Linked DNA regions of Mus musculus: all the other regions are linked to region 2. The links are chromatin loops, found by intact Hi-C in ENCODE. Cell type or tissue: left cerebral cortex. All regions are shown on one strand. Links, peaks and the distances in the headings refer to the core of each region. The heading gives the core; the rest is flanking DNA.

Region 1 (10,235 bases), core at 2,866-7,865, 120 kb before region 2:
CTCAGGCTTATTATTAATTCATTGCGCTGTTCCTCACCCCCACCGGCATGTCTTATCTCTCTCCTCCTTTATCACTTTCTTCTCTCAACCATTCCTCTAATGGCTTGCCTCCCCTTTCTTTGACACACATTCAGAATTATTAGCATGGATGGCAGTCCACTGTTCATCTGCACACAGTCTTAGAAACGGATTGCAGGGTGCGATGCCGCTAATGGCCACTCTGTTCAGTCCTCTGCCATCAAGCCTCGGCACTCTCCGTAAGTCACTGCTATCATCATTTCAGATCTGAATTGAAACATCAGTTCCCCAAGGAAGTCTTCCATGACCTGCCCCCAATTAGATCTTCTCCCTTTGTTTGTCTTCCCACAACTTGAGGTAATGTCTTTTCCTCTATCATTCATGGTTTGCAGTTATATATTTGGGCTGGGACTTGACAAATGCGTGTTCCATGAACGGGCTATTTGGGCTCAGTGGTGGTGGTGGTGGGAGTGATGGTGATTGTGCAGATATGAGTCTTTCATTCACCACTGCCTCACCCTGCTAGGTCTTGGTTCATTCTTGGCTCATAGTATTGATAAGTGCTAACTCACAGTCACTATTACCAATGCTAACCTTTATGGTCAGCTTGGTCTCATTATAAAACCAAGCCTGACTATAGGAAAGACAGATAAATTAGCTTTTCCATTCCTTCCTTCCTTTATGCATGTTTTATTCCACATAGGTGTCAAACACACACACACACACACACACACACACACACACACACACACTATGATGGTGATGATGGTACTAGAAACAGGAAACAGGAGCAAAATGGAACTATGGTCTCAAAGGAGGAACTTGTCACCATGTGGAGGATAAAAAGTGGAGACTATATGATTATAATTCAAAGCAGAAACAGCCTGCTATCTAAGAGAGCTGGAATTGGTATCTGGAAATGGTTCATGTCCGGGTGGAGGAGTAGTCTCCTGTAGCTGGCTTGCAAATTAGAGAGGACTGGACAGGTGGAGGTGGGAAGGCCGTGTTGATCATGTGACCTCCAGCACACATGTTTTCATTGATCCCTGGTTGTGGGGGACATCCAGTGTTTGGGATAGTATGGCTATAGACCAAGTCCTGGTGTTTATATGACAAGCACTTTGCCTTCAGTTAAAGACTTGGCATTTGCATGATCACTGTTGGTTTAGTCCTGACCTCTTGAAATAAATGGTTGGCTCCTCATCCATCTTTTAGAGCTGGGACTCCTGACTTCTATTTTCAGAAGAGAACAATAAAACTTGTAAGTGACGGAATGGATTTCCAAACCTCACTCTTTTCTGTCCAAGATGGAACTGACATTTGGTTCATCGACTCTTTCACTTTTAAAAAGAATGAGTAAGTGAAAAATTTCACTGCAGCAGTAACAACCTAATGAATCCTTGCTGTTCATATATGCCATGAGATTGTGTGTGTGTGTGTGTGTGTGTGTGTTATGTTGCATATGTATGCTTGTGTGCAGGTATAAACACCCATGATTTGAAGACAGAAGCTGAAGGATGATGGAGGGAGACTTCTAGTGTTTCCCATTTTCTTTTTTGCCACAAAGTGGATCACTAAGCCAGATTGCCATTTCACCTGGCCAGCAAGCTCCCAAGATCCACCTGTCTTACCTCCTCCCCTCCAAAAGCTACAGTTGCAGGCTTGTGCAGTCATGGCCAGCTGGTCATGAATGCTGGGGGCTTGGGCTCAGCAACTCTTGCTTTGACATAGAGGGCTTTTAGCCACCAAGTCACCTCTCCAGCCTTCCAAATGTTGTATGCACAGAGTAAGTCCATGACCACAGACATTAGTGACCTCTTGGATACAGATGAGGAAGCAGCCACAAGAAGTTTTAAGAAGTATGCTTTGTCATGGAGCCAGTAAGCAAAAGCAGCTGGGTAGAAATGCCAACAGTTCCACTAGGGCCTGAGACAACAGTCTAAGCCAAGATGTGTGTATGTGTGTGTATGAATTTGTATATGTATATATATATATGAACATTCATATATAAACATACACATATATGAATTTACATATATGTATATAAGTGTATATCAATATGTACACACATATATAAATATACATGTATATATGTGTATATATATAAATTCTATATAATGAGTATATATGATATATTACATATATCAATATTTTTATATATGGATATATACTCATATATATTAGATAATAAATATATATGTATACACACATATATACTTATGAATATATATATATATACACACATATATATATTCATTGTCTCATATGCAATAGCTGCTCAATAAATGCCCAAATGTCAGTTCTATCTTTGATACCAGCTAGTACTGTGTACATCAATTTGCCATCTATGGTCTATTCACCAGATGCTCAAACATAGAACGTCATCCCTTGACTATGTCTGAACATCACACATCTATGTTTGGTCCCTTAGCCCTTGCAATGCCATGCTTCTATGTTCATTTTCTGTTCTGTTTCCCACCATGTCCCACCTTCCCCATTCTAGACAAAGACAACATTTGCTTTTCTGTGTCTCTGCTCATCACAATAGGTTCACATTACAACACTGGGGGAGTGAGACTTCTGTGGACTTATCATTTCTCTCCCAGCTCCACATGTGCCTCCAGGGACTCAGAAAAAAAATCTTTTGGCATGGAAGCAATTCATCCAAAATGTCACTGAAAGACATTGAGTTAAAAAAAAATAAAACAAGTAGCCATTGTAGACCCACCCACATTTCACATGTGTCTTGTTTAGGACCCACAACAATCTAGCTAAGACTTTTCTTCCTGGGTCCAGGGAGACTGAGTTTTTGTAGGAGACTTTGCATTTGATCCCAGAACCCAAGTGAAAGAGTTGGGCACAGTGGCACACTCGCTTAATTCTAACGATGGGAGACAGATACGGGATGGATCCTAAGGTACCCTGGTGAAGTAGCTTTGCTTAATTGGCGCACTCCAAGTCATAGGGAAACCTGTCTCAAAAGCAAAACTAGAAGGATAGTGCCCGAGGAACATCACCTAAAGTTGTCATCTGTATACATATGGACATGCATAGTAACAGGTACGTGCGCATATACACACGTGTGATAACACACACACACACACACACACACACACACACACACACACACACACACGGTGGGGTAGTTTCATGGAAGGGAACTCAAGCTCAGAAAGTGAAGTTGCCTGCTATCAGGAGTTGGTAGGAATACTACAGTCTGAAGGCAGACTCTACAGTATCATTCCATAGCTCATGTGTTTTATGGGCAGACATTTTTAAGTGTCCACTATGAGCCAAGCATTCTGTTAAGACCTGAGGATGTGCCAATGCAATAAGCTGACCACGACCCATCTGCAGGGTGCTCGCTGCAGAGAGACACATGGCTAGTGAGAACACTGAATGTGATAATTTTTTTATTTATTTTTTGTCCAGGAAAAAGATGAGGTAAGTGTGCTCCCAGGTGTTCCAAAAGTGGTAAATAATGAAAAACTTCCTTAGGAATACATCACACTTAATAAAGCAATTATTCCTATCCCTTCCTCCTTATTCCTCAGATTTTTTTTTAACTCTCATTATTAAAGGGTTTCTTTGAACAATTATAGTTTTTAATGGGGTGTAAATCATAGAATTGTTCCTACTACAAACTCTGAACCTTTTGACAGACATCATTTTAGGCATATAGAAGTTCAGAAAAAAACAGCCAGCCATAGTAGTATCATGCAATATGTGAGCTAGAAATGGAGAGGGCTCATTTCCGCCCTCCTGAGCCCCCTTTGCATGAGCTCAGGGAAACCCAGCTCACAGAAGAGTCAGCTCTGAAGTGGCAGCAGCAGGCTGTGGGCCGCAAAGACTTTGTGCCCTGGTCTTGTTTACAATTTGTCTGAGGCTTCTTGAGCTCAGCCCAGCCAGATGGACCCTTCCTCTCAAATATCAGACCTGATCTTTTCAAATAAAACAGTACAAAGCACATTAAAAGCTTTGATCCAACTGTTTACTTTGTATTTGTGTGTGTTGGGGAAATGAGGACAAAGGAAGGATTTATTAGGCCTTGCTGTGGGTGGCCAGTGCAACCACTGGGCATGTGAGGGGGAAATTTTTGGAGGACGGCACCGGCACATTTTGGACACTTGTCAGTATCCGGATGCCTGGTGCTTTAGCTAACATCTGTCAACTGCTCTGAGGGCCTCGTTCTTTATTTCAGCCTTCATTTCCATCAAGGGAAAGGTCCCAAATGAGGGGTCCAGAGCTGATCAGTCATTTTCTGTGGCCTAGGACAGGTGGGGGAGTCAGGTCTTAGGACTCAGACAGTTTTGTGCCATCTCTGGGTGATCAACTTGCCTTTTCATAAGTGACTTCATATCTTCAAAGTACCCCATGTGGGATAACCTATTTAATCCACATCCTTCCGAAACAGGTGTGTGCACTCTCTCTTTCATACACACAGCACAAACATACATGACACAGCTATGTCCATGTTCTGATCACAAGAAGGAAGAATCTCATGAGCTCAGAAGCCCTCGAATTCCTGTAGAGTAGGTGCGCTTTGCCCTGTTTAGAGATTTAAAAAAAAATGCAGTAGGTCAGAGAAGTTAGTAACTGGCTCTTTGATGCTAAGCCCTGATATGCACTATCATATCACCAAAGGAAGGGCTGAGATAGGACTCATACCAAATATCTTGGTCCCAAGATGTGTTTAATTTGTGCTTCATCTTCTGAAGTTACAAGACTTAGCTCCTGCTGGGGTGTTTGCTCTCTACCTGCTGAAATTTCTTAGCCTATACCGAATATCCAATGTAAGTACAACCACTCTCAGGGCACACTCCTTTAGGTCTGCCTTCTTGCTTTTTTTGTGTGTGTGTTTAGTAGAGACTGGAAACATCTCTGAGACAAACTGCAATGAAGATTTTTGAGATGGAATAAACAGTCAGAATACATAACACTCTGAAGTGGCTGGCTACCTTCCCCTGAGATGGAGCAGATCTGTAGTGTTCTCTTAGCTCCAGGGAAGAGGAATGCTCGTTAGCCAGCATCCAGTGTCTGGAGCCTATACAACCACAGGGGCAAATAGGGAATTGTCTTCCTGCTCAGCTCTAGGTCTCCCAGCCTCCCCCCCCCCGCCCCCCGCCCCTCGCAGATAAAACTGTTGCACATGCAGCCTATGGTCTCTGGAGAGTCCCAGGAAAGGACCATGGAAAGGAACTTAGAAATTCCAGAGCAAACTCAACACATAAAGCTCAATGAACTGCCATGTTTAATGAAATTAACTGACTTAAAACAAAAACAGAGTCGAGGACCCCAGTGATCTCTAGATTTTAAAAAAGAAAGAAAACCTTTTGGAGAAAAGAGATTTAAAAAGAGCATAACAAAACATTTTTTTTTCACGTTCATCAAATAGTGTTTTGAAATATCCGGTTGTTGTGTGGGAGAGACCGGGAGAGGCTGGGGAGGACTGGGCCACTGTAATTTAATTGCTTGTAATCTAACTTCGCTTTTTGTCCCTATTTTTCTTCCTTTCTTTCTTTTCTTCTTCTTCTTCTTTTTTTGTATCAGTTAATCTGTTGGTTACATTTTCAGCTTTTCTTTGCTTCTGGTTTCATTTTCAGATGAAAAAAAAATGCTAGGCACACAGGGCTGCTGTCTGGTTGCCATGGTGACCACAGCCTATTATCCTGCCTTGTCATTCATCAAGAAAGAATTGCACTTGACAGAGGCAGAGGGAAATGCCTGCAGTCTGCAGCATAGGAAGGGGGGAAAAAAGCTTTTCTTGTCTTCTATATACGTAAAGGCCCTTTAATGCCCGTTTAGTTACATGTTTTATTTAGCATTATTTATTACTTGTAACGCTGATAATTGATACCTGTAAAAATACAACCCCTCCCTTCAATGTATTTAACGTGCAATTTGTCCATTTGCTTTGCTTTGCTTTTCCCATTTCAGACCCATAACTGGTGTTACACCCCCACTCCCTGCCACCACAAATACTGAGTCCATTCCAGGAATAGAAACCGCCGAAGGATTACATTCTCCACGGAGAACGATCTCTATGAAGGTAGCTAACCGAGCCAGCTTTTCCCCTTTTATAAGCAACAGTTCCTGTGTCTTGCTGCTCCTAAAACTGATGAGTGCTGTGTATGACCAATGAATAATTGAATCTAACTACTGATTAAATTATTTCTCCAGGTGTGCAATGTCTGTGAAATACGGTGCCAACAAAAGAATTCCAAACTGTGGCAGTCTTTTCATGAGATAATCACATATAAAATCAGGATTGTTTCTTTTACAAATGGGAGTCTACGACGAATCCATTGTTCTTCAAAGGCAGGAAAGGGCTCTTACTTATTATTGGGCTAGTCCTCATTACGGCCACCTGAATGAATCCAAAGTACTTCCAAAAATAAATGGTTTCATGACTTTTGTATGTTTAAACACCTAGGCTTTTGTTTATTTTTTCAAGTCTGATATTTTCCACCTCATTATTCACCTCTTAAAACGTCTGTATCCGGCTGGGCCATTTTAAACAAGTTTGCTGATGGCTTGCTTTGCCCTCCTGGAATTGTTTGGTTTCCTTGTTAAGGTGAAGAATGTTGTAAAAGGGGCAGTCTCCTAAGTTGTGACCTCAAAGGGTGGTGTCTGAATCTCTCCTCTTTTGTGTCTGATCAGGAAGAAGATGGACAATGTCTATACGCCATCTTCAGTTGGTAACGCTGTGGCAGTTAGCATAACCAGTGCTAGGCAAGATTCAACCGCACTGGCTGCGGTATGCGTGGCCAACCGGAGTGAGGACAAATCCCATTCCGTCTGAAGACTGTCTCCTGCCAGAGATCAAATGCAGCTCGCACATACATGACACCAAGCAGAAGCAAGTACTATTCCATTACAAATGAAGCAGAGAGAGCCAGAATTATTTGGTCAGCTTGGTATTCAAAATGGTTGAGATTCTGACCTTCCCACTCCTTCCTTAATTATCTTGATAATTTTGGCAAGAGGAGGTTTGTGGGGTGGAGAGGGATAATTCTGAAAGAATTAAATAATTATAGCAGTCAGGAAATCCATCCAGGGTTTTATAAATTCCTGCATAATAGTTCAAAATCTCTTGATTTTTCATCGTGTATAAGCTAAATTCATTAGCACATACCTTAGATCATCTGTTAGATGCCTAGCAGTGTAAAAACACAGGGCCTGTGAAGTGTTTTTTTTGGTTTTGTTTTGTTTTTAATCTTGACTTTTACAGAATAAAAACTACCACCACCAACAACAACAAGAGAACAGACATGTTGCATTTAAAATTGTACCTATTTCTTTCTGGCTCTCAGCTTTTCTTTTAATGCCGCAGTAATACCACTGTTCATTTCCTGTTCAACTTCAAACCTACCTTTTGATTCTTCCAATGTCCCTTAGGCTAATGTTTTCACAAAGAATGAAATGAACAGACAGAAACAATTAAGTGAGCAGATACAGTGAAAAGGAACACCGGCTGCCGCTTTCACACGACTGGAAGTGTAGGAATGAATTCTGCTTGGAATCTGATCCTCCAGCCACAGGGCTTTTGCTGCTCACATCATTTTTCTTCTGCAAACCCCCCTCAGCCCCCAGTGTACTGCACGCCACTTTTCCTTTATGGAAGGAAAAGATCGAGGCACACAAAGAAAGGCCCAAATACTCACAGGCACGGGAAATATTTTCTCTGCCTGTTACTAGGACCGGATAAGCTCCAAGAAAGAAAATCCACCTAGATATTTTAAACTGGGGAATGTCTCCCCAAAGCCTGGTAAATGTTCACATGTGTCTTCATGAAATTTGTAATATGGATTGTTTACACAGCCCTGATTGAGGGCATGAGCACCATTAAAAAGGATCAAGTCGGTTTAGGGATGGAAAATTGTAGAAACCAGAGCTGTTATCCACAAGGAGAAGTGTAGGTTTTGGTTTCTTTGAAACAATAATACGCAGGACTTGATATTAAAAGGTATTTCAACAGCCAAGAGTAAGCTGTTGGTGACCCTTCGAAGTTCTATAAGGAATCAACAAGGTGGTAAGTCACTCTCCTCAAACAGGTCTGAAGGCAAGTGTTGATGACATGGCTGGGGCTCTATGACATCTCCTTCTCTCTCTTTCCAGTAGCACACTAAGAGATTTTCCATGGCGGGAGCTCGGCACTCCTGGAGTGGGGTTTACTTTGTTCAGGCGTTGTGTTGGTATTTGAGGAGACTGGCTACAACTCCACAAGGCGGTTGCTGAGGATGGAGCCTCTGTGTATCTCAGAAGACTGCAGTTCTTACTGCTAGGAGACTGCATGGCTAGTTCCCTCTGAGTTAAGCTTCTATTTTTGAAGCCCAGATGCAATAAGGAGGTGCCTATGATAGACACAGAATACAAACCCCACACAGCTTAAAGCTGGCAGATGTCTTCTGCAAAACGATGCCACACCTTGACCCTGAATGAGGAAGAAGGCAGGGATCCATAGGATTATCCGGAGTGGAAAACATGGCTTCCACTTCTAATTTGTTTTTTAAAAACGGAATCATACCTATGAATTTCTTAATAAAATATCTTTCTTGTAAAATGTAGTCATTGTATTTTTATTGTTGTTGTGATGGGAATGTATCTTTTAATGCCATGGAATAGTTTAATGCTGAAATAGCAAAGGGCTAGAGACAGCTGGAGTAAACATAAAACAGCTATATACTGATATTACAATGGATTTTTTTTTTAACTTGAGATTCCAGGATGGGTAAAATTCTCACTACACCAAATGGCTGGTTCCATGGAAATTGACCACACGTAATAGGGAGTGTTTCCCTGGAAAACCAGGCACGTTATATCACTTGAAAGACCTACTGCCTCCTCTTTGTTATTTACTTCTTTAAAACCTACAAATAAAACACCTAAGGAGTGTAGCGATATGGAGCACTCCAGTAAGGCATTCTTTCAGAATTTATAAACAGTTCCAGAAGCAGTTAAATTAATGAGTTTTCAGCTGTCTGTGCAGAACTTAAGCAAAACAGGATTTTTCTACCAGGCATATTAAGATCACTTGATCATCACCATGCTTGTCTTTTTGACACACACAGAAGAGGCGAAGCTAAAATGTCTCTGAATGGTTGTTCCAGTATAGCATTAAAAGCTAAAATGGCCAGACAGAAACCAAAGAATAAGAGATAGGTCAGGGTGACAGTAGACAAAAGATCATTAAAAAGAACCTACTGAAAGTGCCTATAGTATCACAATTATATGTCTAAGTATGAGATTATAATACATTGGGGAACAAAAGAACCTACTGACATAGATCTTATGAAACCTGTAAGTCCACAGTGACTTACCTAAAGATCTATCCTGAACCCATGATGAGACATTGTTCGGGAAGATCTTTATGGACTTTATAGCACAGAGGAGCTCTCAAAAGAAGAGCTTCATTGATAACAAGGGGTCTCAAGTCCAATAACACAACTCCTTCTAAGAGACTATGGAGAGACAAGGCACACAGTGGGGAGGTCGTATGGACCCAGAAGCAGGAACTTCTACTAGCCACAAGAGGTTGGAAGACACACATGGAACTGGCTCACTGTGAGCCCTTAAAGCAGGAACCACTTTGATTTCAGACTTAGGGCTTCCAGAACTGTGTGACAAGGAATTAATCTTAGTTTTGGACACACATTTGGGCAATTGGTTACAATAGCTGTAGGAAAGCAAGCTAGAGTTATTTGACCATGAGGGTGAAAAAACAGGCTCAAGGGATAACAGAGTGACTGAACTGTCAGAAGGGTGTGATGCCCTGGACTGGAACTCATGAACAACCAGAATTCAGGGATGCGTTTTACCTATAGCATCCTTCTTCTCTATCTACTTCATCTTCACCAGCTTTCTTCACTTGACAAGAGATACTCTCTGCTAGCATCTCAGTTTTCCATCTTACTGTTTCTATCACTTCATGAGAATGTGTCTCTAACCACATTTATAAACCCCCGGGAAAGAGTCTATGCTGCCTATGAGGTCTAGCTACCTGTAAACTAATCATCAAATTAAGCCACCAAAATCTTATCAAATAGGACCACTCTGGAGAAGGCCTGATGAGAGGTAGATGTAAGTGGTACCAGTTACTTGTCGCCTGGGTTCTTTCCCATAGGTAAATCTAGAGCTGCCTTTCTTGAGGACATTATTACACCATTGCAGAGTCAGACTGGCAAGGGAGTCTGAGCTTTGTCATTTATGGGTGGCAT
Region 2 (10,235 bases), core at 3,265-8,264:
TATAACTGCTGAATGCTTCCTGGATTAGTTAGATGTGGCTACTAGAGAGGATCCCACCCACTCCCTGGCCATGCTGTTTCCAGGAAAGGCAGCCCATTTGGTTAAAAGTTCATAGATATGAGTAAGGCTGAACACACAGGTAACCATCAATAAAACTCCTGCTGAGAAAGTGTTTGCAGGCACAGCCTCTAAACTCATAGTTCTGGAAAGAAAATCTTCAGACTCTCCAGAACATTCTGGAAAGGAGCCTAGTGAATTAGGCTTTCTGAAGTATAATGTCTATTTTCTTTTCCCAAGAGGACTTTATTTTCCTAATAAAAGAACATGGGGTTGGCAGGGAATCTATAGGTGGATGGGCCCATTTCCTAAACTTTCCATGATAGAGTGTCACAGAGTAAGCAACTTCAAGCAGAAGAGGTTTGCTACCCGAATTTTATGGCAGCTGAGACCTGTAATCAAGACGTTAGCAGGACCCTGCTTTCTCCAAAGCTCAAGGGTGAACCTACCTAGACTCTTAAAAGCACACCTTGCGATCTGTTCAAAGCAGTGGAGTTCCCAAAGGATACATCACTTTCTGGGGTTGGCTGGCACTCTTGTCTTTCCTTGGTTAACAGGTACATCACTCTGTGTCATCAAATGACTGGCTGTCTTTTCCATAGATATCTCTGTCTCTCATCTCTTTTTGAAGGGCATTGATCATATTGGATATTATTTCCATCCTTCTCCAGTATGTCTTTATGTTAACTAATACATCTGCAATCATCATATTCTACATATGATATTATATAAATAAATCCAGAGCCTAGTACTAGGTATAACCATCATCTCTCTCTGTCTCCTGTCTCTCTCTCTGTCTTTATCTGTGTGTGTGTGTGTGTGTGTGTGTGTGTGTGTGTGTGTGTGTGTGTGTGTGTGTGTGTGAAACTCAGTCCATAACAATGGGTTATGGACTTCTCCATGACTTGAAAGAACCAGGAAAAAGGTTTAAGCCTGTATCTCACATCCTAGTGCCAATGGGACTTCAAGAGAATTAGAAATAGCTCCTCTTTCTCCTCTAGAGAGAAGTGTTCTAAAAGCCTGGGGATGTAACATGCCTACATGGTATGCAGGAAGGTATGGATTCAATCTCCAGTACCACATAAAACAAATTTTGCTCGGGGCTACCAATTCAGTTATCTTAGAACTGTGGACTGTGTAGCTTTTGGAGCCGAGGGAAATGACCCCTCTCTGTTTTGATTTTAATCACCAGATCTTAATTCCAATCCTCATATTGAGTGCACCTCAGGACCAATCATACATCTTCCATTAGCTTAAATCATTTGAATTCTCATTTTTATAAATAGAAATATGTCAAATGTTGGCAATTTCACATGATTTGATCCATGCATTTCATAGATGTGGCTGAAAAGATTTATACTCACCTTTAATTCTTCAAGGTGGTCTCAGGATTTCAAAATTTCTACTACCCAATTCCCGTCCTCAGTTACGACTGATACAGGATACATCCGACTGACCAGATTCACCCTACCATGCCAGTACATACCCCATGTGTTTAGACTCAAGAAAAAAAGACTTGAGAGCCTGGGTTCAAATTATTTAATCTCTCTATTAGTTAGTAGGCATTTGAGTAATTAGTCTCCTTTTATATCAAAACCCTCATTTGTTAATTAGTAACAAAACACAGGATTATTTTAAGGACTAAAGTATGTGCTATAGACATTTGTAACTGTGTACACACACACACACACACACACACACACACACACACACACACACACACCTCATGCTACCAGCACAGTAGATGTTCACTGAATGGTATTCCCCTCCCCTCCAGCACTTTCCTTATATCCCCTAATAATTCCAGCAACAACTGAGGGACAAGCCCAAATAATGAGACAACCTGTGGGCTTGATGAAGGTAGCTAGAAACAAACAATAGTGGGACCAAAAAAAAAAAAAAGAGGTAGCTTTGCACGTAGTTTATTCTTTTATATTACAGAGCAGAACCCATAAGCCTTAAACTCAGTTACTAGCAAGCTATCTTATTATGTTGTCTTCTCATCTTAAGATAACTAAGCACCATTTGAATTCTATACATGATATGCTTGTGTTTACATCAAATGTCATTTTCCAACACAGCAGTTCTAGCCTCTTTTCTGTAGGCAATATACATGACATTATCATAAATTAACATATATGGTACTCTATGGAAGTGGGGGGAGCATTCTGAGATTTCCTATTTCCCCATAGGTCTTCCTTTCTCTTTCACTCTAGAAAGCCATGAGGAGAGGAATTGATAAAGGTGACTCTACAGAAATAACCTCCCAAACTCTTTCCCAATAACTATAGGTGGTAGCAAACCAACAAGCCACTGTCATGACTGCACTGTACCTGAAATGTGTATATGGTGCAAAGCCTACGTAAAGACTCACTCTTCTAAGGCATGTGATGCCATGATCATTTGGAATGTCTAGAAACCACGAAGCCATTAGGTAATTGATACTTAGGATGTTTATAGGCTCTACCATCTTAGTCATAGGCTTCTACTTGATCTCACTCACAATGACGTCTGAATTTTTTTCCTGTATACTAATGCTGAACAAACAAATCCATTTCAACTGTAGTGTCTGGTACAATAGTATTCCTGCCTCTGCTCAAACCACTCAGGCTTTCTGTCTCTCCACATCTCCTATGGGCATGATGGTGCTCTCAATATGATCAATTCTTCCTGAACACCAGAAGCATTCTTCCACATCTTTAGACTTGTGAGCATTCTAGTAGTCCCTCTCTTCTGCTCTGTAATTATTCTCCTTTTATATAAAAACTGTGGTCAAAGCTATTTCTTATGAATTGTGAGAAGCATGGCTATGGAGATGCCACCAGGGCTCTCAGAAGCCTGCCACAGTTCCCAGCCCTGGGATACGGGTTACATACGGGTTATGAATTAAAACTCTTCAAGCCAAACCCAACTCTTTAAAACTGCAATAGTTTACAGTTTATGGATCTTTCTGGGGTGGGATTCAGGACAGGTTTTCTCTCTCCTTGACAAAGACTTACTCCAGATAAGGACCAACAATAATTTGCAATTTGGTTGTGCTTATCGTTAATAAAAGGAGTACAAGGTTTGATTCATTCTTAAGACACAGAAACTTAGAATGAGGGTGTGATGGAACCAAAAGGAACACTGAAGTAAATATGATTCTCTTTAGCTGTAAAGGCCAACATTTGCCTCTCAGTTCGAAGAACAAGTTCACACACTTCAGCATGCTGCATTGCATCTCCAGGATCTGGCCATGCCCATGTGCCCTCAAGAATAGCATTTTCTTCTCTTCACTATTATGATAGGTATGCCTTTCTGATGAGGGCTTAGCGAGCATCAGAAACCCAGAAGATGAACAATGAATCCTGAAAAAACGAGCAAACTGAACTCTACACTAAAGCTGCACACAAGCTCAGAGGGCAAAACCAAGAGCAGCGGAACTTGAGGTTTCAGTAAAATGCAAAGAACTTGTTGTTCTGGTTGGTTTTCATCAACTCTGGAAGGCCTGGACTCACCTAGAGAAGGGAAACTTCAGTTGAAGAACTATCTCAATAAGATTGACCTGGGGGCAATGTCTGTGAGAGATTGTTTTGATTGATGATTGCTATGAGGGAGCCAGCCCAGTATGGGCGGCATCATTCTCTAGGTGGGTGGGTCTATGCTAGTTAATAAAGTTCACTGAGCAGGGAACAAAAAGCAAGCCTATAAACAGCTTTTATCTTTGTTTTCTGTTTTCTGCTTGACTTTCTTCCATTGTGGACTGTGAAGTATAAGCTAAAATTAACTCTTTCCTTTCCTAAGTTGCTTTGGGTCATGGTGTTTAGCACAGTAAAACATAAAGATAAAACATAAAGAGCATTCAAGGTGTCTTTTTCTGCTGCATGGAACTATAAGCTCCTTCCTGGAAGTCTGTTTATAAGCTGTGATCATGAAATAATGCGCTCCAGTCTCCCCCTTACAGATGTACCAGGAATGATAGCTCTTTCTATGCACTCTCTTTTTAGGAAATCATAGGCATATTCTAAAATGGCTACATTTGCTCAATAAGGCTTTCTTGGAACTGAGGTCAGGTTCAGTTTACAAAAAGCAAATCTAATTTGTATTTCTGAAAAATCGTTCTCCCAATTTGATTGCCCACCAGATTCATAAGACATAGATAGCTTCTGGACAGCTTTTAGTAGCTCCCACTGAGAAATCCATCCTCCAAGGATGGAAATGTGATGTAATTAAAGATGTTTAAGACACAGTACCAAGAGTACTGGTGTGTGTGTGTGTGTGTGTGTGTGTGTGTGTGTACCTCAAGTGTCATTTTATAAGCACTACAAACCTTGTTTGTTGAGATAGGATCTCTTACTGGCCTGAGGTTCCCTTATCAGGTGATGCTGGCTAGCTAACAATTCTCAGGGATTCACCTATCTCTGTCTTCCCAGCGTGGGAATTACAATTGTGTGCCATCATACCTGGCTTTCTCATATGGGTTCTGGGCATTGAACTTGTGAATTCTTGCTTACAAGGTAGGCCTTACCAACGGAGCTATCTCCCCAGCTTCCCAGTCATCATTCTAAAGAATAGTTTCAAAGATGCTTTGAGGTTTTTTTTTTTCAGGATCTTGAGTATAGTGTAAATCTATTAGGAAGATAGTAGTGAGAACAATAGCGTGCTTTAGAACGCTTCATTCTCACAGGCTACTTAACAGTAATGAGCAGGTACTATGAACACTAAGGAGTCTGTTAGGCAATGTTCACCTGTGTGTGTCCCTATTGAGTGCTTCTAAGAGCCTCATGTAAATAACATGAGCAGTAATAATTGACCTTTAATGAGTGGCTCCTACCAGTCAGGTACTCTGCCACGGGTTATTTTATTAAAATCTGTATTTCACAAACAACAACAACAAATTTAGAAAAGCTAAGAACCTTGCTAACTCCACAGTGATATTAAGAGAAGTGAGATTCATGAACACGTCTATCTGATTTGTTCTTAATTACTTGGCTTTAGGTGCTGTGGTATAAGCTACAGGCCCTAAACCACTGTGATATGATCTCCTAGTTTTTAAAAAGATCTATCATTTTTTTAATTATGTGTAGGTGTGTGTGTGTGTGTGTGTGTGTGTGTGTGTGTGTGTGTGTGTATACATGTGGGTATGTGAACATTCATGGGGGTGTCCTCTGAGGACAGGGACTATTGGATCTTCTGGGTAGGGCTGTAATTATAGGCAGTTATGAGCTGCTTGTAGGAATCAAATCTATACATACACACACACACACACACACACACACACACATATATATGTGTGTGTGTGTATATATATATGGGCATGCAAATATGTACATATGATGTATATGTGTGTGTATATATATACATATATATATATATATATACACACATATATATATATACACATATATATATATAGTAGGTCCCAACTCATATTTCCTTTCAATAAGAATATTGTCTAGTTCCATGCTCAATAACACAGCTTGTAAGCTATATTGGTGACAGTGACCCAACCAGGACAAAGGACAGTACCAGTCAGAAATATAGGACAAAGTTACTCAAGGCAGATCAGTTCCTCCACCTTCCCCCACCCAAAAGCCAGGTTCACGGGTGCGAGTCATAGGTGTCAGTAGAGGAATTATCTATCTGGTAGGCACCAGCCCAGGTGCAGTGTGAGGCTTTGGGACTTGCTTGCTGGCTGTTCTTTAGTCCCAGGTAATCCCCTGCAGCGGTGGCAGGCCTCAGTCACTCCACCCTAACATCCTGAATGGGCACATCCGTCTCTATTCATCCTTCAGCCTCCCCATCACCCTCTCTCCCATGCATATTTATAAAGACCTCAAGAATCCTAGGATCCCATAAAAATGCAAAGTACAATTATTATTAATGATGATACAGTTAGCAAGGAAGACATTTGTTATTTCTACTCAATTGCTTTCCCCCGGGAGCAGAAGCCTTTTTTTTTTTTTTTTTTTTTTTTTTTTTTTTGACGAGGTGTTAATGTGCAGTCAGGGCTACTTTGATTCTCAGTCATTCTCCAGGAGAAAGTTGGATCGCAGACTAGGGCGGTGCCCTCCTCTTCCCTCTCTGCAGTAAGGCACTGGCTGAGCCCTGGTTGCTAGTGTAGATGAAACTGTGGATCTTTATTTGATTTCTGGTCTCAAGAAACACTGTCTTCGGATCAAGGCGACTAGAGTTCCTTTCTCGTCGAGGTAGTAGTCACTAGTCTGTGCAGGCAGCCCGGGCTCATAGATCTAGTTCTAGTTCCCCACTTATCCACCTGGAACTAAGTGATTTTTTTTTTCAAGGCGAAGAGAGAACACACATTTCCTTATGTAAGCAGTCCTGTTCTAATCACCATTGTTTCTCAGACTAGCGGCTGGCTGAGACTGGGAGCCCGTTTCCATTCATCGTTCGCAGCCTTCCATTGTAATTTCAGAGGAGTTTAAAGAAAAATACTGAACCAGTCTGGGATTTCCCTGTAATGACCTACTTCCTCTAACACACACCAGAACCGATTCAAATGTGAATTTCCACGAGGAAAGGGCTCCTCGAAAAATCTCCATTATCCTGTGTCCTTCAGAAAGTACCTTGCCTTTCTTTGGGCTCCCATCCCCCGCTCCCACCCTCCCTCCAGCCCCGCACCCTGCCTTTCCCTCCTTCTTAAGAAGACTTTCCCAGGTCCCTCTTGGCTGTGGTTGAACGACGTTGGCTGCAGTCCATGCCGCAACAAAGCCCTGGCATTCCAGCTGTCTGCGTCTAATCTCCAGTGTCAGCTCTCGTTAATGTGTGAGCGTGAAATCAGAGGGGGCAGAGCTGCACGGAATATTAAAACCATGATCAGAATTCCACTGAGATGCTGAGAGGCTGCGAGCACCATTAGAGGAGGCTGTCAAATCACGGCTTCGCATTAAATAAAAGATTTCTATCGAAGCAAAGTACAATCAGTGAATCGCTGAGCTAAATTAGCATTTTTTCAATTGGAGATCGAAGGTGATTTATTGTTCTACACGACATTAATGTAACTATGTGCTTGACCCGCTAAGGCAGCTAATTTTTCATTTAAATGGTTTCTTTCCTTCCCGGCGCAAAGGCTGCAATCATATTTCAGCTTTGCCGAGCGATCAGAAAAGTCCTGGAATGCTGCAGAAATGCTGTCCCTCCCCTCTCCTTCCTTCTCTTTTTCCAGCTCCAGAGCCTTCCTCCTCCCCTCCCCTTCCCTACTAACCTCATGGCTGGTGGTCAAGGTCACAGAGGAAGAGTAATCTCAAAGCCACCGACTTCAAAGCCTCCATCAAAGAAGCCCCCACGTAGCCATTGAATTAAAAGGGAGTGGGGGAGGGTGGGGTCCAGGCACTGGCCATTCCTATCAACAAGAAAAGACCCTTTAACTGCCCTGCTGGTAGGACCCAATCCGGGGCATCCTGGGTCCAGTCTCTCTGGCAGCCCTCTTACTGTGCCTCCCCCTCACATCCTCCCGAGCCCCCTCCCCGGCACACACATCGCCTCAAGATAATATACATTTCCAATTAGCAGAGCACATTCTAGCCATGTTCTCTTTGACTGCCCTAACTATCTTCCTTTTTGCTAAAAAGCAAAGCTGTCATTAATGCAATCCTGCAGCTCCATTAATCCGAGGTACAATGCGGCTTTTCTCTCTCGGGCTCCCCTGAACATAAAAACTACAGTTACTCAAGCACCCCTCTTCTATTTAGATTCCTCGCCCATTGTCATTCATTACATACCTGATGTAACACAGTAGCCATCGAAGCTCTTGAACACAGAGCAGGAGCATGAGATTCCATTCATTTCCCAACGCCCTTGCTTTCAAAAGGCAGCTGGTATTTTTGTTGTGGTTGTTTTTAAGCACATGGATTTTAATCTCTGGGAATTAATGGATATATTTTAGGGTACGCTGGGGCCCCTCACATGTGATCAACTTGTTGGATTTAGAACAAGATGGGCGTCCTAGCTGAACCCCGGTAAATTACATTTTCACTTTTCTCTGAATTGCTTCTTATGGAATTAGTTCATTGTGTTCCACATTAAGAAGAAGGGGAGGAGCCGGCAAGGGGTGGTGGGCAGTGGAGCTGACATCTGCCATGCTTTACGGATGTAGATGTGATTTCTAAAACTAAACAGACATTGTACCAGTAGCTAGTCTACATGTTTCCATTGTTTTCTTCCTATCCCAACGTCAACTTAGTGAGATTACAGATTGAACTATGTAGAGGAGGCATTAAAGTACCACCTATCCTTAGGATATGAGGACGACAAGGACAGTCCCTGTTCCAGGGCTGACTATAGACAGATGAAGGAAGAGTGCCCTGCCTCCATCCAACCCCCACACAGCCTCAAAACAAAAGTGATGAAGTTCCTTCAAGGGTCAGTGAATTGGGAGAAAACTTCCCTCCCACCTTTATCACAACGGGACCTAATTGGCACACACACACACCACCCTCACCGCCCACCTCCCGCCCTAGTCAACCAAAAGGCCTTGGAGTGATGGGTCAGGGGACTGACCTTTGTTCTGACTCAGTGAAAGGGCCTCTTACTAGGCCAAAGGTGGGGGTGAGGGTGAGTAATTGGAAACACGTACTTGCCACCATTGTGTCAAAGTTGCTCGTTCATGTCTGTCTGCCTTTTTCTAAAAACTAGAAAGCAATTCCGTCTCTCTCCCATATTGACCATCACTAAAATTCAACAACTCTAAACAAGAGACATAGATTCCATCACTCAAAAACAGAGAATTTGGTCACCAAATACCTCCTGGTACTGGCCTTCGCTGGCCCATTCCCTTTTGGTTGATTTCCATAGGACTTCTATACCAACAGGATATATCTGTCCAGACCACTTCTATCCCAGGTCACTCATTCATAAGCCAAGAGATAGCACAGTATGCCTCGATTCCTCTACTTCCCATTTGCAGGAGAATTCCACTCCCCACCAAATCAAAGGACAGGAGTCAAGGTTTAATTCTTCTATGCCCTCTCTAAGCATAAGTTGTCCTCATATGGCGATGTCTTCTGGAATATAATTCTATTCTTTTTGAACGTGGGACCTTCAGGATGTCTTTGGTCACTCCTGGTACACAGAATAGAACTTCAGTATAGGGAAACACAGACGATCAATAGGCCTACATGGTCTGTCACATGCTGAGCCTTAGCAAGCAACATGAACCTAAAAGATTGGCAAAGGCTAGACTTGAGGCTGGGGGAGACAGGCTTTGAGGGTAGAAAACTCAAGAATAGGAAACTGTCTGGTAGCAGAGCAGACTCTGTAAAGGGTAGCCAGACTGTGAGACTGAGTCACAATGGTTGGCAGGTACGGTTCAAAATATGCTTAACATACAAAGGCATGATCCAGTGGACTTTTGGAAAGCAGGTAGAGCAATGGATGAATGGAATCATAAGACCATTCCATTCTCCTCAAAAGCTCAACTCACAGGGTCTTCTCTAGAGAAAGAAGTACTGTAATGAGTGACATAGTCTTTCACCAGGTGGGCACAGAGAACAGACTCAGTCCTCAGGCACAATGAGACCACTCCCAGAATAGATGTACAGAAGGCTCAAGAGACAAACTCAAAAGACTACCCTGGTCTTAGAAGCAGTTCTCAGGTTCCTCACCCTACAAAAGATTACAAGTATGATGCCATAGAGCAACCGCACAGATTGCATCTAGATTTAGATGCCAGTGTGTTTATGTGAGTGAGCTCATGTATTTGTCATAAATTACACTCATTTCTCAGTGCTCAGCATACAGATGCCACATAAACCCCCTTGTTAGGCACCAATTTGGAGGCTCAGGAATGATCCAGCTCTATCTGATTTCAGGTTCAATGATGTTGAAGGTTTTGTTTTGTTGTTGTTGTGTTTTCATAAAACATTTCTGAAGACTGCTATGTATGATACTAGAAATTCCATATGTGATTCATTCAATCCCACCCCATGAAACTCAATAAATTACTGTGGCAAGACTGTGAGCTAGGGGTCTATGATTATGCTCCTCCGTAAATTATGAATATTGATGGTGGCAGAAATACTGAAACTAGAGTTCCAAGGACTACTTCCAAATGACTCACTCTTCCAAAACACTTTGAGCATTTGAAATATCCACTCCCAGAGGTGGCATTTTGTAAAACTGGGGCTTAAGACATTCAGAGTATAAAGCTAGTTAGAAAGTGCCATTGAGAGTACAAAACC
Region 3 (10,235 bases), core at 3,458-8,457, 200 kb after region 2:
TGTTAAAGTTGGTAAATAATGTGTAATATTTATATTTACATATTTTATTACATTTGTGCTTGTGTATACGTGCCTTATTATGGAACAACACACCAATAGCTCTGATAGCAGATTTGACTTCCTATAATTAATAATAAATAAACTACTGTCAAAAAGTTAGAGAAAGGAAACAAAAATATTGCCATCAGTACAGAACAAACGGGACTGAGCTGTGTTGACAGAGAAAGAACACGCACGTTAGGTGCTTCCTGCAGCATAGTGGGTGTTCTGTCTGGAAGCCCATGGCGAGCAGGCTCAAAGAATGCACTGTAGTCCTGACACAGTGGGGCAGAGGTCACTGTGTGAGCAGGCCCAGGCAACCAGATGCGTAGAGTGGAACAAGACTCCCTAAACTCTTTCCACCTGCAACCTTGTTTCACCTAGGAAATTTTTATACAACCCCAAAGATATATTATACATCATAGCTATTATAAAATGCAGATTAAATATTTGCTGGTAACAAATTATAAAGAATTTTATCTCAAAAATTCCTTGATATACATATAATTTTGCTTATTAAATATGAAAGTAAATTTGCATACTAATGAAATGATTGTGCTGCTTTTTTAAAATTTTACACAGCAAATTAAATCTCAGTGGCGTACTTGATGATGCAGGATGGAGCATCCTTGGTGTTTTTCAGAGTTGATGGATATTTTGATTTTATACTTAAATTATCATTTTGAAAATGTCCAGTCATATAATACTAATATTATATGACTGCTTTTAGAAATTTCTGGGAATTCTGAGTCCTATCAAAACTTAGAGGGAGAAATAATACCATTCTCATGAAAGTGTTTTAAAGAAACCTAAGTATTTGGCACTCTGTTTCCTAGGACAACAATACTATACTAGCAACACCAAATGGCAAAACTTCAAATCAGCGCCCTTTGTAAATATGGATACAAGAGCTTTGAATGCATATTAGCAAGTTAAGTTCATAAAAAAGGTAACAGAGCATGCTCAAACATAGTTTACAGCAAGAAGGGGACAATTAGTTTAACACTGAAAGGACTGGTGGCACTCACCAGACACAGGAGAAAAACAGATGACAGCCTTAGTGTACTGTACATAAGAGAAATGAATTTGGCTTAGCATGGCATGCTAGGGTGATGTGCACATGCAGAAAAAATGAAGATGTGAGAACGTTAAACACAACGTGACCGCAATTGCATCTGCATTTTCAAGTAATTGAGGATAAGTATAGAAATACTTTTGAGACCTGTATACTAACAACTACTGTGCAAAAGCATTGTTGAGAGAAACTAGAGAAAGCTCAAATGCCAACATGTGCCTTGCTCATGGATGAAACTGGAATGTTAATATAAAAGTCTCTCTCAAATGAATCTCTATTATCAAAATAATTTAATTGAAAATATTAATTATTGATGGGTTTGATAAATTAATTAATGTTGTACTTTTATTCTATGTGTGAGTAGTAGTATGTATGTATGTATGTATGTATGTATGTATGTATGTATGTATGTATGTGTACCAGGTGCTTGCATGGTGTATGAAGAGGCCAGAAGAAGATGTCAGATCACCTGGAACTGGAATTACAGCAGGGTGTTAGCAGCCTGATGTGGGTGTTGGGAACTGAACCTGAGTTCTCTGAGAAAAACAGCAAGTGGTATTAAACGCAGAGCCATCTCTCCAGACCCTTGACCATCAAATTTAACTATTTACGTGGAAATACAAAGGATTGGCGATGCAGTAACATCGTTCTGGATAAAGCACAAGTTAGAGGACTATGCTGTCTGATCTTAGGATCACTAGAAAGCTTACTAAACATCAGGGTGTGGTGTTGGCGAGCAGACAGTGATCCAGTTTGGGGGTGGGAGTGGTGTTGGGATTCATCCACATGTAGTCAGTTGAGTTTTCAGCATTTTAGAAAGTTAACACACAGTTGAACTGCCAAGGATAAAAGCGGGAAAAATAATTTTAAACAATGATGCTAAAAAACAAAAACAAAAACAAAAAAAAAATGACTGGTTCCCTAGTAAAAAGAACTATAAGTCTCCACTTTCACTCCACGTTGAACATAGAAGGCAACTCAAGATGGGTCGTTATTTTCAACCCAAAGTTTATAGCTATAAAGCCCCTGGAAGGAAGTGGAAGAAGAAAACGTATCCAAAGGATAAAAATTCCATACAAATTAAAATCGTCTGTTCTGCTCCTTGAAAGATACTGTTAAGGAAATAAAAAAAGGAAAGCTATAAATCAGGATGGAGGAGGGCAAAGTGTTGTTTTATTGAGATTTGTATCCAAAGTGAAAAGCTTTTACATCTTGGCAATGAAGGATGAAGAGGAGCAGGAAGAGAAACAGGAAGAGGAACAAAGTAGCAGCCAACATAGACACCCAGCAGATGGAGGTATGACCAGTGTGCACAGGAAAAGATCACCTCATTAGTAAATGTGGAAATGAAAGTTAAATGCACAATGAATCATCACTACATACGGGCTGAGTCTTGGCGAGTAGGCAGAATCACGGGAATGCTTATTTGATTCCATAGGAGAATAAAATGGGACTTCGGGAAAATGTGTTAGAGACACACTGATGTACACGAAGACCTAATGATGCCACACTTCCAATCTTACTCCACCCTTACACAGAGTCTCATACAGAAATGTTTGATGTTGACTTAACAGCCCCAAACTGGAGATAAACCAAATGCCTCTCTATAGTTAGATGACAGCATGGCATGGGCATTCTGGACAAATGAGTACTTCTCGATGCTGAAAAATCTCAAAAACCTTATGCCAAATAGAAATATTCCCCAAACAAATGGTACTGACCTCATGATTCTGTTTATGTGAAATTCTACAGCAGCCAGCACCATAGCAATGATTGTACTCATGAAGGGACAGAGGACAGACCAAGGGGTGCTGGGGACTTGCAAAGGGACACAGCAGATGACAGGAATGGTCATGTCTTTCTTTATTTTGGTAGTGCTTTGTAAGAGTACACACACTAATCAAAGTTCATCAAAATATACATCTAAATGAACTGTGTGTGTGCATGTGTGTGCAAGTGTGTATGTGTGTGTGTGTGTGTGTGTGTGTGTGTGTATGTACATGTAGAAGTCACAGATCAAACTCCCATGTCTTCTTCAAGTGTTTTGCCTATTTCTTTTCCTGAGACAGGCTTTCTCTATGAAGCCCTGGCTATCCTGGAACTCACTATGTAGAGCAGGCTGGCCTCGAACTCACAGAGATCCATTGGCCTCTGACTCCTGAGTGCTGGGATTGGAGGTGTGCACCACCATACCTAGCTTCTGCCTTATTTTCTTGAGATGTGCTCTCTCCCTAGCCCTGGAACTCACCCATTTAGTGAGACTGAAAGAGCAGCGAGCTCCAGGATTCTCCTGTCTCCCCACCCCTGATTCCCACCCTAAGAGCTGTGATTTCGGACATGCACCGCTGTCCCCAGCTCTTGTCCTTGTTGGCTTTAAGGAATCAAACTCAGGAGCTCACGCTACTGTGGCAAACGCTTTACCAAATGAGCCGTCCTCCCAGACTTGCGTGAGTTCATTTCGTGCACATCACGGATATGTGACTCATATCTCAGTAACACTGACTTTAGATAATCAAAGGAGACGGTGTAAATTGGATTTAAACACTGACTTTGCCTTATTCCACATTTTTCTGTAGCAATAAATCTTGGTCATCAAAACATTTGGTGGCACACGGTTGGAAGACATTCTGATGCTGACAAATGTTTCAGTATCTACCATGCCCTAGGCATTTGTGACCATGACAAAGAAAGCACCACGTCCTGTTCTTAGGGCGCAGTGCTTTAAGGGAGCCGGTGTTTGTTATTGAGCAGTACAGTCTGCGCTCTTATGGGGAAAGGGTCTGAGCAGCCCCGAGATCCTCTGAAAGGGAGCTTGGCTGAGTCCAAATGAGAAAGAAGGGAACTTTGGGATGGATGTACCCAGCGGAAGGGTGTGTATCACATTACAAAGCCGCTGTAGAAGAGGGAAACATTTTTTTCAAGGAAATGAAGGAAATTTAGTGTGCTGAAGCCCTAAGAAAAATGAGACAGAGTATGAAAGGCAGGAAGCCAGGTCCAGGCCACCGAGGAGCCCTAAGCAGGAGCTGCACGTACTGATCTGAGGCTGCTTGAGAAAACTGGCATCTTGTCCTCGGCTGCTGGCAGTGGGGAAGGGAGAGGGGGACCTCTGAAACATACGTGGCAACAGCCAAAGTTCTTCATGACTGATCGGGGGTGAAGGATAGGGCATCCACCATGTGTCCAAAATGGCAGTCAAACTTCTGGCCTGGACAACTCTTCTGACAAAAGCATTCTTTATTTAAAGAGTAGTAATACCGCCAAGAAGTGAAACAGAAGGACGGAGAAGATGAGGGATCTATGACTCCACCTTACTGGGGGGCTGTAGGCAATAATAGTGGGGCTCATCAAAACCTACAAGAGGATGAGAAGTCAAAAGCAAAAACATGAGGAGGAAGCGGGGCCCAGAACAGAGCCCAGGGGGAAACCAACTTTTAAAATCTCAATTTCTCTGTCTCTGTCTGATTCTGCCTCTCTCTGTCTCTCCGTGTGTGTGTGTGTGTGTGTGTGTGTGTGTGTGTGTGTGTGTGTGTGTGTGTATGTGTGTGCATAATGTCATTTTGGTGTGTGTGTTCATGTGTTAGAATGCAGGCACACTTGTGGAGTTAAAGGAAAACCTTGCGTTGTTAGTTTGTTTGGGACAGGGTCATTTGCTCGATGCTCTGTGTGACAGGGCTCATGAGCTTTCCCGGGAATTCTTCTATCTCAGATCCTCATCTTGCAGTGGGGGCACTGAGGTCAGACACATACCCACTGAGCCATCACTCCTGCTCAGAAAACCAACTCTTAAAGCCTAGCCAGAAGAATCCTGTCCCAGGAAGGACAATAAGGACAAGGAACCAGGCTGGGGGGGAGGGGGGAGGGGGGATTCAGAAACAAGTTATACTACAGAGGCCCCGGGTGGTGTGGGGACATAAACCTTCGAGGTAGGAATATCACCCCAACCCAGGGTTGCTGCCCAGTACCAAGGAGGGTATCATGCTGGCACTGGCATGACTGAGTTCTGTGGAAGCCATACCCCACCCCACCCCTGCATACCTGCAACACCTCCCTCTGTCACTAACAATGACATTGGGGAGGAGACAGGATCCCACAGCTTTAGACCTCCCTGCCCAAGAAAGATGCAACAGAAGACCCCGCTGTGGGGCTCCTTCCCCTGGTGACTTTTTCACTGAGCTGAACGACCACCTGTTTCTCCCAAATATCAGAGCATCATCCAAATTCTCTGCACTGTGCGCTGGGATGCTTTCGAGCCTGGGTCTCTTTCTTGGATCCCAGGAAAACAGGCTGAAACCCTGGTAGGTAGATAAAAAGACACGGATTGCCTAGAGCCCCTCAGGCCACTCGGTGATTCCTCCCGCACCCGCCATGGCAGCAGTTGAGCAAGAACATTAGTGTAACCTGTGTGGGGGAGTGACTATGAGCTTACCGACTCTACCTCCTTCCGAAGAGCAAGCTCCCACAAACCCTTTTCCCTCCTCCACCTAGTCCCTTCGCTGGCATGGTTCTCTTTCCTACGCAGAATTTATGCAGTTACTCGCTTTCACAAGCACCCAGGCAGGCTGTCTGGAGGCACCACCTGCTGCCAAGGCTATGGCTGAGGAGATCAGCAAACACTATCAGGGAGCCAGGCACCCAGTGGACCTATTTTCTGCTCCTTCAGCCAAGCACCCCCTGTAGCCGACTCCTGGGGCCCTTGCCAGATCCTGCCACGCATAGATCCTGCAGGGGAGAGCAAGAGACTGAGCACAGGGTCTTCCCTGGCTGCGCCCCTGCACGTGCACGCGGGCAGGTGTCCCTCCCCTCCCCCTTCGATTCCTGCGCAGGGCTGTGGTCCTTTGTGTCTGAGTCTCCTCGCGCGCGTCTGCTCTAGACTGGGTGGGGTGGGGGAAGCCGGAAGCGGCGTCTGGGACTTGAAAAATGCCTAGAAGGGTGGACCTTTCCATTCACAGCCCCGACCCCCTCCAGGGCCTCCATCCCCCTCCCCCATCATCCTCCTGCAAGCCCACACCACATCACCTCACCTCTCTTTCTCAGTTTCCTCTCCCCCACCCCCCGCCCCCGCCCAGGTCATCTGGATGTCATTGTCCCTGTGGTGGTTCCCCAGCTACGAGTTTGCATTCGCTGCCCCCACGTGTACGGAACTAAACGCACTAAAGCACCCCCACTCTGCATACCCTATACAACTTCACTTCCGGGGAAGACTCTCCAGGTACCTCATTCCCTGGCTCCATGATCCTCATAAAGAATGGCTTCTTTATCCCCAAAGAGTAATGAAAGGGGCCTAGGGGATATTTAACAAGAGCAGGGGGCACCGCCAGGAAGGGGACTACGTTTTTTTTGTGTTGAACAGTGGGTGGATGTGCTGCCTTGTGAGGCTTGGGCCAATTTCGTCCTTTCCTTAAGAATATAGGAGAGCAGTCTAATTCCCCTCCGCTCCTCTAAACGCAGACTTGGGAGGGGTGTGTGTGGACGGCTATACAGTGAACCCCATTAAAATGTTTTCCTTTTATTTAGCTTCAAAAGCTGTTACTTCATTCGATAACAGCATATATATATATATATATATATATATATATATATATATATATATGTATGTATGTATGCTGAAAAAGATCAGCAAAAACCTAGGACATTGTTGCTTTAAGAATCTAGACGAAAACACCTTAAATGAACTCTGCAGCAGACAGTTGAAGGGGGAAAAAAAAAAGCCCTTCTCTGGCCCTTGCTGCTTTTTGCCATTATTCATGATGTAATTTTTCAGGTGTTAGTTTGGCAGAGAAAGATTGGAACTGGGCTTGTTGCTAGGACATGAATGAAGAAGAGGAATCTCATTGGTTCCCCAGTACTTGTCTGGAGCCAATGAGATGGAAGGGGATGGAGTTGGGAGGGAGGCCACCAGGAAAAAAAAACAGAGAGAGAGAGAGAGAGAGAGAGAGAGAGAGAGAGAGAGAGAGAGAGAGAGAGGGAGGGAGGGAGGGAGGGAGGGAGGGAGGGAGGGAGGGAGGGAGGGAGGGAGGGAGGGAGGGAGGGAGAGAGAGAGAGAGAGAGAGAGAGAGAGAGAGAGAGAGAGAGGGAGGGAGGGAGGGAGGGAGGGAGGGAGGGAGAGAGAGAGAGAGAGAGAGAGGGAGGGAGGGAGGGAGGGAGGGAGAGAGAGAGAGAGAGAGAGAGAGAGAGAGAGAGAGGAGAGAGAGAGAGAGAGAGAGAGAGAGAGAGAGAGAGAGAGAGAGAGAGAGAGAGAGAGAGAGAACACTTCGGCCAGACTATTAATGCTTTGCTATGTTAAAATGAAGTGGAATACTGTGAAGGTGGGGTATTTTAGAGTATCTTAGGGTGTGGATGGTCAGTGGTGCCCAATGGACCAAGGCTGAAAAAATAAGCATTTAAGAGGCAGCTTTGTGTCGACTACCCTGGGTTTTTCTAATAATTCATTGTCATTGCCAGTCTGGAGCAAGATGCAAGCAAGGCCTCCTATGTTTAACACCCTTAACCCGCTGCCACACACCGTCTGGGGTCTGCAATGATGCTAAAGCTGGAGGCAGGAATGCTGGTGCACAGGCGCTGGGATTTTTCCTCTAGTCTTGACTAAGTGAACCCCAAATAACCTTCTGCTGTGTAAGTGAACCGGCTCTTGGTGTGAACTGGGACTCAACATGTTATCTGCCCAAGGCATTGGAACAGGCTCCCATCACACATTGCCATGGGCATCTCAGTGGGTAACAAGATCTGGCCCAGCCAAACCCCCAGTTCCAATGCCTTCCACATGGCCGAACACTGCAGCAAAGAATGTCACTGGGTTTCCTGACCAGCGGTATAAAATGGTCACCCACTTAAGCATTTTGAGCCCCAGGCTCCTGGCTAGCACAGTAAGTGACTCTGGGTGCCAATCATGCCTGGTTGCTTGATTTTGAGCAGTTCTTTGCAAGTAGGGAGGAAGAGGTGTACTGAGCCTGCAAGGCCCCGTCTTTTCCTCCGGGAGTTCTACAGGGCCTAACAAACACTGCTGCTTACCATCACCTATTGTCTGAGCTGCAGCTGTATCCCACACCTTTTTCTTTAATAACTGGGCAGGGCTTTGAGCTGAGTGATTTGAAACACACACAATAAATTGACTTCTATTGGGTTATAGACCAGGCTGGTTTATTTACACCCTGGAGGAGGCTCAACCTCTGCCAGATTCCTGACTTCAGAGATTTTGTGGCTGCCGTCCAGCAACATAAAAGGATTTTTCCTTGTAACCGGAGCACTTCCTAAAACCACAGGCAGTTTCAATCAATTACCATCTCTGGATGCAATACAAAAATTTTAAGGGACTCAAAAGGACCAGGACTGTTTTTGACCACAAGTCTTTCTGGATCCATAGCAGGAATTGATTTGATATTGATTTTTTTTCCTCCTTGTCTGTTCCTGGGTCCTCCCCTGTTGCTGCAGATTTAGGAGGATAGAGGGTGGTGCACGGATAGAAAACAGGAAGAGGTGAGACAAGAAAGATTTCTAAACAGGCCTTCTTTTTCTGTCAACCTAACAAAGCGGAGGCTCTGTTCACGTAGCTCCATGTGCGGACCCTAATTGTCACCCTTCAGGTGACAGGTACCATGTGAGCCTCAGTTCAAAGCCAAAGTCAAAGCTGAATAAACCTGATTTCAGACAGCCGGCATTTCAAAATAAAAGTTTGCAGCCTGAGCCTCAAATGGAAGTCTTCCTGCAGTCTCCAGGAGTCTGATAGAGTGCAGCACGGGGCAGGCTGCACACACCATTGTTCTCAGTTCTCATAAAACCCAACTCCCTGGCAGAGTTAGCGGTCCTGTCCTAACTGAGCAGAGCCCCCAGGACCGGGGCCAGGGGTGTAACATGCAAAGAAAAGATGCCACAGGCTGCAAGGGGAAGTTCAAAGCCATGCAGCTGCCAAGGAGAGGAAGGGGAGTCTTAAAGGAAAGAAGGGAGTCCCTCTATGTTTCAATGTGTAGATGAATTGGGTATTATTTTATATTTAATGGAGGAACTGGCTGACAATCCTAAGACCTAAACTCTCTTTAGTGAATTTAAACATGAAGAGAAGGATATGGCTTGCTTGGTAGAGTGCTTGCCAAGCAGGGGTGAAGCCTGGGTTCCATCTCAAACCACCTCACAAACTGGATGTAGTGCACCAGCCGGGAAGTCTAGCAATGGGAAGGTGGGAGGGAAAGATTCTGAAGTTCAAGGCCATCCTCAGCTACCCAGCAAGTCCGAGGTCAGACTGAACGACATGAAGCAGTCAGTCTCTAAAGGGTCAGTCAGTAAGGAGAAGAGCCCTGAAGCCAGTCGAACAAGCAGTTAAGCCACACAGGTTCATTCCAAGCCAGCGCCAACGCCCAGCCTCTAAACATCCAATGTGTGTGTCATTAACGCTGCTGTATAAAAGCATTGTCCTTCCTTCATGCAAAAAAAAAAAAAAAAAAAACTTACAGAATCCCACACAGATGAAGAGGTCTGCTTAGTGATGCCTAGAGAGCCTGGGCCAGGACCAAACTGGGACACTGCATTTAAGCGAGGAAGGGAGCCTTCACCAACAGTCTTCAGAAATGGCCACATTTGCATTGCCACTGTGTGAACTACAAGCTAATTATGCTTTGTTGTAAGGGAAGCAAATTATACTGATTGTACAATAAAAGCTATTGTCGGTCCCATCATGACTCTGAAAGATGCAAAAATATTGACTGGCTCTAAATAGCATTTTACTTTTCTCCCTATAGACAGCAATTTTTAAGGCATGGAATGACCAAAGATGGCTCTGTTAAGCAGTCATTGGGCAAAAGTGTGTCAAGAGAAGCAGGAGGTATGAACAGGACAGATAGTGTCTGTGAGTGACCAAGGAAGAGTTTGTGTGTGTGTGTGTGTGTGTGTGTATTCTTAAAATTCCCCACAGTACCTACAACAACAATAATATAATGAAGCCCACTGACATCTCTCAAAAGAAGGTGATTAATTAAAGTAATTAGGCTCCACTGAATTATTAAAATATGAAGTCTTCTGCAGGATGACCAAAAAAAAAAAAGCGCCAGACCATTTTTGCTGTTCAAAAATTAAAACCATATTCTGGTTCATTAGCTAAGACGGGAACTCACACGTTTTAGCCTACAATCTT

Evidence for each region. Hi-C counts contacts between places; a loop is a spot of excess contacts. Peaks named below come from ENCODE experiments on the same cell type or tissue, not always from the same donor. Only the 100,000 strongest peaks of a DNase experiment are listed, where the experiment ranks them.
Region 1: it touches region 2 in a loop (2.7-fold over the local background); 3 of 42 quality-filtered maps call a loop at or near these places.
Region 3: it touches region 2 in a loop (6-fold over the local background); 3 of 42 quality-filtered maps call a loop at or near these places.

What each region holds. Positions count from the first base shown.
Region 1 is chr9:41,606,605-41,616,839 of GRCm38, forward strand. It overlaps a transcript of Mir100hg not described here. Among named protein-coding and RNA genes, the nearest start is that of Mir125b-1, 30 kb to the left of the region's middle. In left cerebral cortex, for the core only: no CTCF peak of the experiment used is centred there; DNase peaks (open chromatin) are centred at 4,958, 5,693 and 5,988; H3K4me3 peaks cover 898 bases; H3K27ac peaks cover 2,042 bases.
Region 2 is chr9:41,729,343-41,739,577 of GRCm38, forward strand. Gm35835 (a long non-coding RNA gene) reads right to left here and starts at 8,107. Exons shown (of 5, transcript XR_379295.4): 1 at 7,779-8,107; 2 at 7,262-7,399. RefSeq lists an enhancer at 5,636-8,619. In left cerebral cortex, for the core only: no CTCF peak of the experiment used is centred there; DNase peaks (open chromatin) are centred at 6,326, 6,777, 7,768 and 8,018; H3K4me3 peaks cover 1,802 bases; H3K27ac peaks cover 2,240 bases.
Region 3 is chr9:41,929,892-41,940,126 of GRCm38, forward strand. No RefSeq gene overlaps it. Among named protein-coding and RNA genes, the nearest start is that of Gm36227, 16 kb to the left of the region's middle. In left cerebral cortex, for the core only: no CTCF peak of the experiment used is centred there; DNase peaks (open chromatin) are centred at 5,670, 6,413, 6,892 and 8,250; H3K4me3 peaks cover 1,191 bases; H3K27ac peaks cover 928 bases.